Regions from separate parts of the Homo sapiens genome. Here region 2 is linked to region 1. A link is a contact called in ENCODE Hi-C or POLR2A ChIA-PET data. All regions are on one chromosome and are shown on one strand. The core of a region is the stretch at or near the end of the contact, and the rest is flanking DNA. Distances in the headings are between cores, read along the strand shown. Region 1 holds the start of TEX26-AS2 (TEX26 antisense RNA 2). Region 2 has its middle 17 kb from the start of LINC00545.

Region 1 (3,286 bases), core at 210-2,709:
ACGCGTGTGCATGCACACACACACACACACACATACAAACAACTGCCAGCAGGGCTCATGTGGAGAAGGAGCTTGCCCTGTAGGTTTCCCACCAGCAGCAAGAGTTTGTTGTTGTTATTGCCGCTTTGGCTTTCTTTCTTTCTTTCTTTCTTTTTTGAGCCCTTGTTTGGGCCTGTCCTATTTCCTGCTCCTGTTTTGCATCAAGGCAGTCATATCCCAACCATCCCTGCTTTAGACAGGGGTAGTTTTCTATTTATCAGCTAAGCGTCTCCCTGCCCCAACGTCCTTTGCAGATGTGGGTCAATACTTGAGCATTAATCTGCTTTTATGCCTTTCTTAGAGTGCTTAAGACTGTTGCAGTGGCCACCCAGGAGCTTTACGTGGACTCTCTCTTGGTTTAGTGTGTGCAGTGTGGGACTTCCTGACTGTCCTCACAGCATCCATTCCAAAGCAGAGGTCCATACTCCATCAGGGCCTTGAGCCAAATATTAATAAATGAGTAGCCCCTTTGGTCCACAAATATTTATTGAGCACCTCCTACGTGCCAAGCAGGGCTTTAGGGGATGGGGATAATGCACTAGTGAAAGACAGTAATGGAGCTTCGATTCTAGAGGGAGGCACCAAGAGGCTCCTATTTGAAATGAAACTTCAAGAGGAGAAGGAGCCAGCCACATGGAGAGATGGGACAAGACCTTTCCAGGCTTAGAGAACAGCAAGGCAAGGGCCTCAAGATAGGAATGATTTTGGTGTTCTAGGAACTGGAAGAAGGTGGAGTGGTTGACACATACATAGTGAGTTGGCCGGGGACAGGGAAAAGTCACGCAAAAAGAGATCAAGGAAGCAAGAGTCGGATCATGGTGTGAGTGCCATTGTATTTCTGTTAGCATAGACTCTTGTATTCTATGTAACTTTATTTCACAACAGTCAATAAATTTCTATTGATTCAAGTTGTGGATCACCCATGAATGTTGTTTTTATACTATTCGTCTTCTTCTTCTTCAAATTTTGGTAGCAAAGTTTTGTGTAGGACTTGAGTTTTTCACGACTGCAGACGTGTCTGTGCATGCATCTTAAGTTTTTAATGTATCTCTACACCTTGGGCATCCCAAATGGTATCCCTGACCTCCCAAATGATTTTTTAAAAATTCACATACATTGAGGTTCACTCTTTGTGCTATAAAGTTCTATGGGTTATGACAAAAGCATAGTGCCATGTATCCACAATTACAGTATCACACAGGATAGTTTCACTGCCCCAAAAATTCTCTATGCACCACCTGTTCAATGCTCTCCTCCTCCCCTCAAACCCTGATTACTTCTTTGGAGATCATTTTGGTATTCTGGAGGTAGGGTAGCTAAGAAAAGCCAGCATCACCTACCTTGCCCTGGGGCAGACAACATACGGATGAGTATTGCCATCTGTCTGGACACAAAAAGTCCTCTTACCTACAGGGTTCTAGAACTTGTCAGTGACATCACTCTAGAGCAAGATGTTCTACTTGTAAATACAGTATTGAGATGTCATCTTCGACAGACTTTTGCTTTAGGGACGGTGGTAAAGTGAATTATTGGCCCCAATTCTTCATCTCTCTCTGTATCCACACCCCTGGCCATGTAACCTTGCAGTGCCTCCCACTAAAGATGGAATGTATTTCCCCTGACCTTGTATGTGAGCACAGCCATGTGGCTTTCTTTGGCTAATGGGTTGTTAGAAGAAATAAACCTGGGCTGCTCACTGGTCCCAGGAGAAAAATGAGTCACCCCAGCTGACCTGCCCCAATGACTCACAAACTGTGAATGAGAAATAAATGCTCTTTGCTGCATGCCAGAGGCCAATGTAGCAATAGCTGACTGGTACAGGCACAGCATTTATTTAGATGCAACATTCCTGGGACCCTCAAAATGAGAAAAAGCTTTGTAGAATCAGTTCTTTCTCAAAAATATTAAATTCTACCACCGTCAACAAATGTGTGTTTAAAAAGCAATTGCACCCGGGAAGCGGAGCTTGCAGTGAGCCGAGATTGCGCCACTGCAGTCCGCAGTCCGGCCTGGGCGACAGAGCGAGACTCCGTCTCAAAAAAAAAAAAAAAAAAAAAAAAAAAGCAATTGCATTTTAAAGTAAGAGTGTGGTTGAGGTTCTCTTGTATCTTAAAAATGGCAAGGGTGTTTTAAACATTGAACACTTTAAAGATTCTCATGAGGCCAGTAGCCACTGCTTATTTTAATGTGCTAGAAGCTGTGAGTGCTTTAACCTGGTTCATTCTCAGAGAAGATCGGCAAACCCAGATCAGTCATGGACCTGGCATGAGTTAATTACATGGCACTAGAATCTCTATTATTATATTTGTAAGATAGTAGTTTTTCAACAGTTACTAATCCTGCCATTTTTTTTTTCTTGTGATATCCCCCGATGGCTCTTTAATTCTCTTTTTTCTTTCCTGAAAAACTTACCCTTGGTAGGCGATTTCTGGGGTGTTGATTTTTTTCTTGCCGGGAACCCCTGTGGCCACAGCACCTTTGCCCAAATTCTTGTCCTGCATCCAGGAAGAGTGAGGTACACAAGTGAAGAGTGAAGAAGAGTTTTATTTAGTGTTAGAGCAACTCAGAGGAGTGGGTAGCTCCCTTCTGCTGGCAGGTCATCTCTGAGGCTCTCAGTGGACAGGGTACTCTTCTCTGCAGCTGGTCATCCAGTCCCATCATCTCTCTGCTCTCTTTGTCTTCTGGCCATCTTCTGCCCTGCTCTGGTTGAGCCCAGGGCTTTTATGGACCTCAGAAGGAAGGAAATGTATGCCAGTTGGTCCATGGGCGGCCATGGGTGGGCCTGGACTCTTCCAGGCCCATGAGTCCCTACTCCAGTTCACGGGACTGGCAGCCCAGCCCCTAGTCTTCAGGCTCTCCCTGGCCTGAGGGTGGGCCCTTACTGGGGACCCTCTTCCTTCTACCCAGGATTCTGTCAGCCTCCCGCTGGGACTTGGCCCCCAACCCCGCTGGGAGATTGGAGCGGGCCTTGGGAGGAGAGGCCAGGCACTGGGAGCAGACACCCCTAAGCCTGCAGGGACAGGGGTCCTTCCTGGGGCACTCGAGGGTGTAGGCTACAGAGATGCCCAGGTCCTGTGCCTGGGAGGGCAGTGCAGCTGCACCCAGGAGCTCCCGCCCCACCAACTCAGAAGAGGCAGGACTCCCACTTGTCCCCAGCTTCTGCCTGCTTCCTGGAGCAGGAGGCCCAGGTCTGCAGCCGCGAATGAGGCAGCTGCAACTGCACCTCGGAAGGCAGATCCTGCCTGTT
Region 2 (3,286 bases), core at 228-2,727, 110 kb before region 1:
GCCTATGGACCCAGGGCCTGGCCTAGAGGGGAAGCCAGGTCTCTGCTCACCTCTAGTCTAGGCTTTTCCCGTTTGGGAGGTGAGGTTGGCCTGCCCCCAGCTTTCCTGAATGGAGAGCGTGCATTCATTTCCTAATATGCCACGATCCTTGGGAAGATTTCTTTTGCTTTAGTTTGCTGTCAGGCCTGGAAGGGAAGGTGAAGTGGGGAGTCAGTGAGGAGGGGGCTGGGCCACCTGGTGGGATGTTGGGAACTATTTTCTGTGCAGAGGCCAAGGCTGGGGCTGGGGGTGGGACACATGGAAATCAAACATGTACTTCACAGTTTGGTCCTGGGCTGACCTGTTTATAATAAAAACATTTGGTTTGACTTCCACAGACTCCAAGCCATGACGTCAATGTTGATGCATTTCAGGCCACATTCCTTTTAGTCTCCGGAGAAGTTCTTTACAAAAAGCATGAAAGGTGGAATCAAATAGTTCCTGGGATCATCTCCAGTCTGAGACATCACATTTGCACTTTAAGCAAATGATTCAGATACTAAAATTCAAGCCCTAAATATGCCTTTTCAACTACAAACTAATTATTTGTGTCTAAATCAATGGACGGTGTCTCTTTAAATGTTCCCTTCATTCCTCATGCATGCTATAATCAGCAGATGGCCCTACCTTCCCCCACCACCCCCTTTTAAACAGACCCTTCTAATAGCTAATATCCTGCAGTGACCAAAGCCATTAGAAGGATTAAGCCATTACTATCCTGTCCAGCAAACACACAATGCTCACGGGGATTGCCTTTTTTTTTTATTTTTTGGTTGTTGTTTTTATGGATGAATCAGGGCCCAATGGTAGGCTGAAAATCAAAACAGGGAGGGCAAAGGGTTATAGTCATTCTTTTCAAGGACACCTCCCAAACAGCCTCAGGATTTGAGATTCCTTTGTTAGAATGACGGCAGATGTCAGCCTTGTGGCTAGTGCAAGCTCCGAAAGGACACAGTACGCAGACCTCTGTCCCTCGTTTCCTTAATATCTAATACTCATCCTTTCCAGAGCACCACTGTGGCTGTCTCGTTGCTCTGCCTGTCCACACAGGCCTGTTTGTGCTGTAACAGACAAGCAACCAGCAGCCCAGCCCAAAGCCACGTTGCAGGGCCCAGGACTGCTCTGAGACACTGCCACCCAGTGGCGCTTCTGAAGCATAACAGCACACAGAAAGGGAGCAGGGAACCCAGTTTTATAAGCATGGAGGGGGTAGGGGGTGCAAAAGCTGGCCTAGAATCGTGAGGCCGAGCTGCAGAAAAGCATGCTCCATGGCACGGAGGCAGGTAGCTAGTTTGGAGATGGCTAAATAGGGCAAGTGACAAAAAACACGAAGAAAGGCAGCTGGAATATAAAGAGAGGAATAAAGAAATGTAATGACATGGAAAGCGTGAGCAGTCTTTTCTAAATGGAAGAAATACGCACTTTCTCTAAGTGAGAGCTGGAGCGAGATGACCGAAAGATGAGTCAATGGAGCCCTTTTTTGGAGTTGGCCTCAGTTTGGATTACTCAGTATCTCACATGTCTGGGTTCTTAAGGATCCTTGAGCTTTGCTGACTTTGGGGAAGTCACTGTATTTCAGTTTTGTGACCCGAAGGGGCTGAGCTGAACCTCTAAACAGCTTCCCTGAGCCCTAACAGTGAGTATGTAATTAAATACCTGAGACGTTGAGTGAACAAGAAATGCAGAAATACAGAAAATGCAGGCTGTGAGCAATCCTTAAATCTTGTGTTTGACTTCAAAGTGCTGTAAGGGAGAACCTGAAAAATACATCCACTTACACCTTTGGTGGTTCAGGACTTGCCAGGAGAGTGCATGGAAGGGACCCCCATCCCACAGCGCATGGGTGACTCTACCCGCCATCTAACCTCCCTGAATCTCAGCAGCCAAGGCCAGTGCACTGAGATCTGCACCTCCAGCACTTTCAGTGTAGGGCGAGACAGGTTTAGAAGGAATTGGGCTTCTCTAAGATTGAAGCTAAACCAGAAGCTAATGGGTTAGTAATTTAATAGGTCTCCCTTTTCGGCAATATTTTCATTTTAAAAAGAAAACTTCTGTTAGAGGGCAAGTAATTCCAAAGAAATTAGATTCTGCTGGTTGAAACGTTAAGAATCCAGGCAGGCGGTGAGGGAAATTCGTTTCCCGGCTTCTCCAATCTAATCTGATAGTGCCCGTCTTGCCTCAGTCGTTAATACTTCTTGGGAAAAAGCATATGTGATCACTCTTTTAAAAACTGTTAGAATCACTTTCCTATCCAAGGTCTGAAAGAAGATTTGGGCTTAGGCTCCATTTGAAGAAATCCAGGTTGTATTTCCCCCAGCATTTAGGGTTTGATGGTTTCTGCTTATCTAAAGTGCTCACATTGCAAATATGAGCAGCAGGGCTGGGGATTTAAATTCTGTCTTGATGGGAATTTGAACTGAAATGCTCTGCCCACTGCCACTTTATAAGCTGGGAATCATCAAGCTAGCTACAAATACCTCGAGGGGTCCTTGCAGTTGCTCAACATAAATCAGCAAAATGACAGGCAATTGACTTTGAAGACAGCGCTCACATGGCTGAGTGGCTGGAGCTGCTGGAAGCAGATGAGGGCATTTTCCTGTAAACATGATTGTGATTAGCACCAGAGTAAATAGCGAATCGGGCTCTATCTGTCAGACTCCAGCCTGCTCTGGATTTTTCATTAGGTAGAAATCAACATGTGACTCAGTGCAGCAAAGTTGGCAATTATAAGAAATAAGTTTCTATTTCAACACCTGGTGAATACTTCTGATTTTCCTAGAAGGTAAGCAAGAAGGAAAGTTGATTTTGCCATGTTTTCATGTAGGGATAAAATAGGAGTGTGGGAATCAGTCCTTTCACTGCAAGAGCAATTCAGCTTCTAGTCCGTGCTCTGATGCTATCTAACAAAATGTCTGGCATAGCTCAGATTTTGGCTAAGTGGAAAGGTGCACGTTTGAAAGGTTGACCCTACCAGTGTCATCTGAGGTCACTAATTCATATGCCTAAAGAGCCCAGGAAGGTAACATCAGTAGGTAAGCTGGCTGGAGGGGCTGAGGCCAAGTGGAGTGTGCCGGCCCTGTCCAAGGAGGCAGGCTGACCCTGCTCCAGCATGGACTGTGGCCAACTGGGGCAGAAAGGCTTGGGTTGTCATATCAACTGGTTTTTCAAAAGAAGCCAGAATTTGGGATTTTCATGTAAAACACTGGGAGTTCCAAATCAAACATGTCTACAAACCCAAAAGCATCTA

Evidence for each region. A loop is a pair of places that touch in the nucleus more often than their neighbours do. ChIA-PET counts read pairs that join two places held with the same protein, here RNA polymerase II (POLR2A). Pooled maps may share reads with other maps.
Region 2: a map of mammary epithelial cell shows a loop between it and region 1 (6-fold over the local background). The contact joins the enhancer-like site here to the promoter of TEX26-AS2 in region 1. A Hi-C loop is called at or near these places in 3 of 168 maps with a recorded cell type or tissue (IMR-90, ascending aorta and mammary epithelial cell) and 6 of 50 pooled maps. POLR2A ChIA-PET finds 5 or more read pairs at or near these places in 5 of 52 experiments (AG04449, AG04450, HCT116 and 2 more).

Annotation. Positions count from the first base shown.
Region 1 is chr13:30,976,181-30,979,466 of GRCh38, forward strand. It overlaps TEX26-AS2 (TEX26 antisense RNA 2), which reads right to left and starts at 1,460. Exons shown (of 3, transcript XR_941820.3): 1 at 1,380-1,460.
Region 2 is chr13:30,864,359-30,867,644 of GRCh38, forward strand. No RefSeq gene overlaps it. Among named protein-coding and RNA genes, the nearest start is that of LINC00545, 17 kb to the right of the region's middle. Within about 2 kb of position 1,478, at least 29 of the 41 ENCODE cell types and tissues checked have a DNase peak (open chromatin) inside an H3K27ac peak, as active enhancers do; they include HCT116, IMR-90, ascending aorta and 1 more, where a contact is called at or near this core.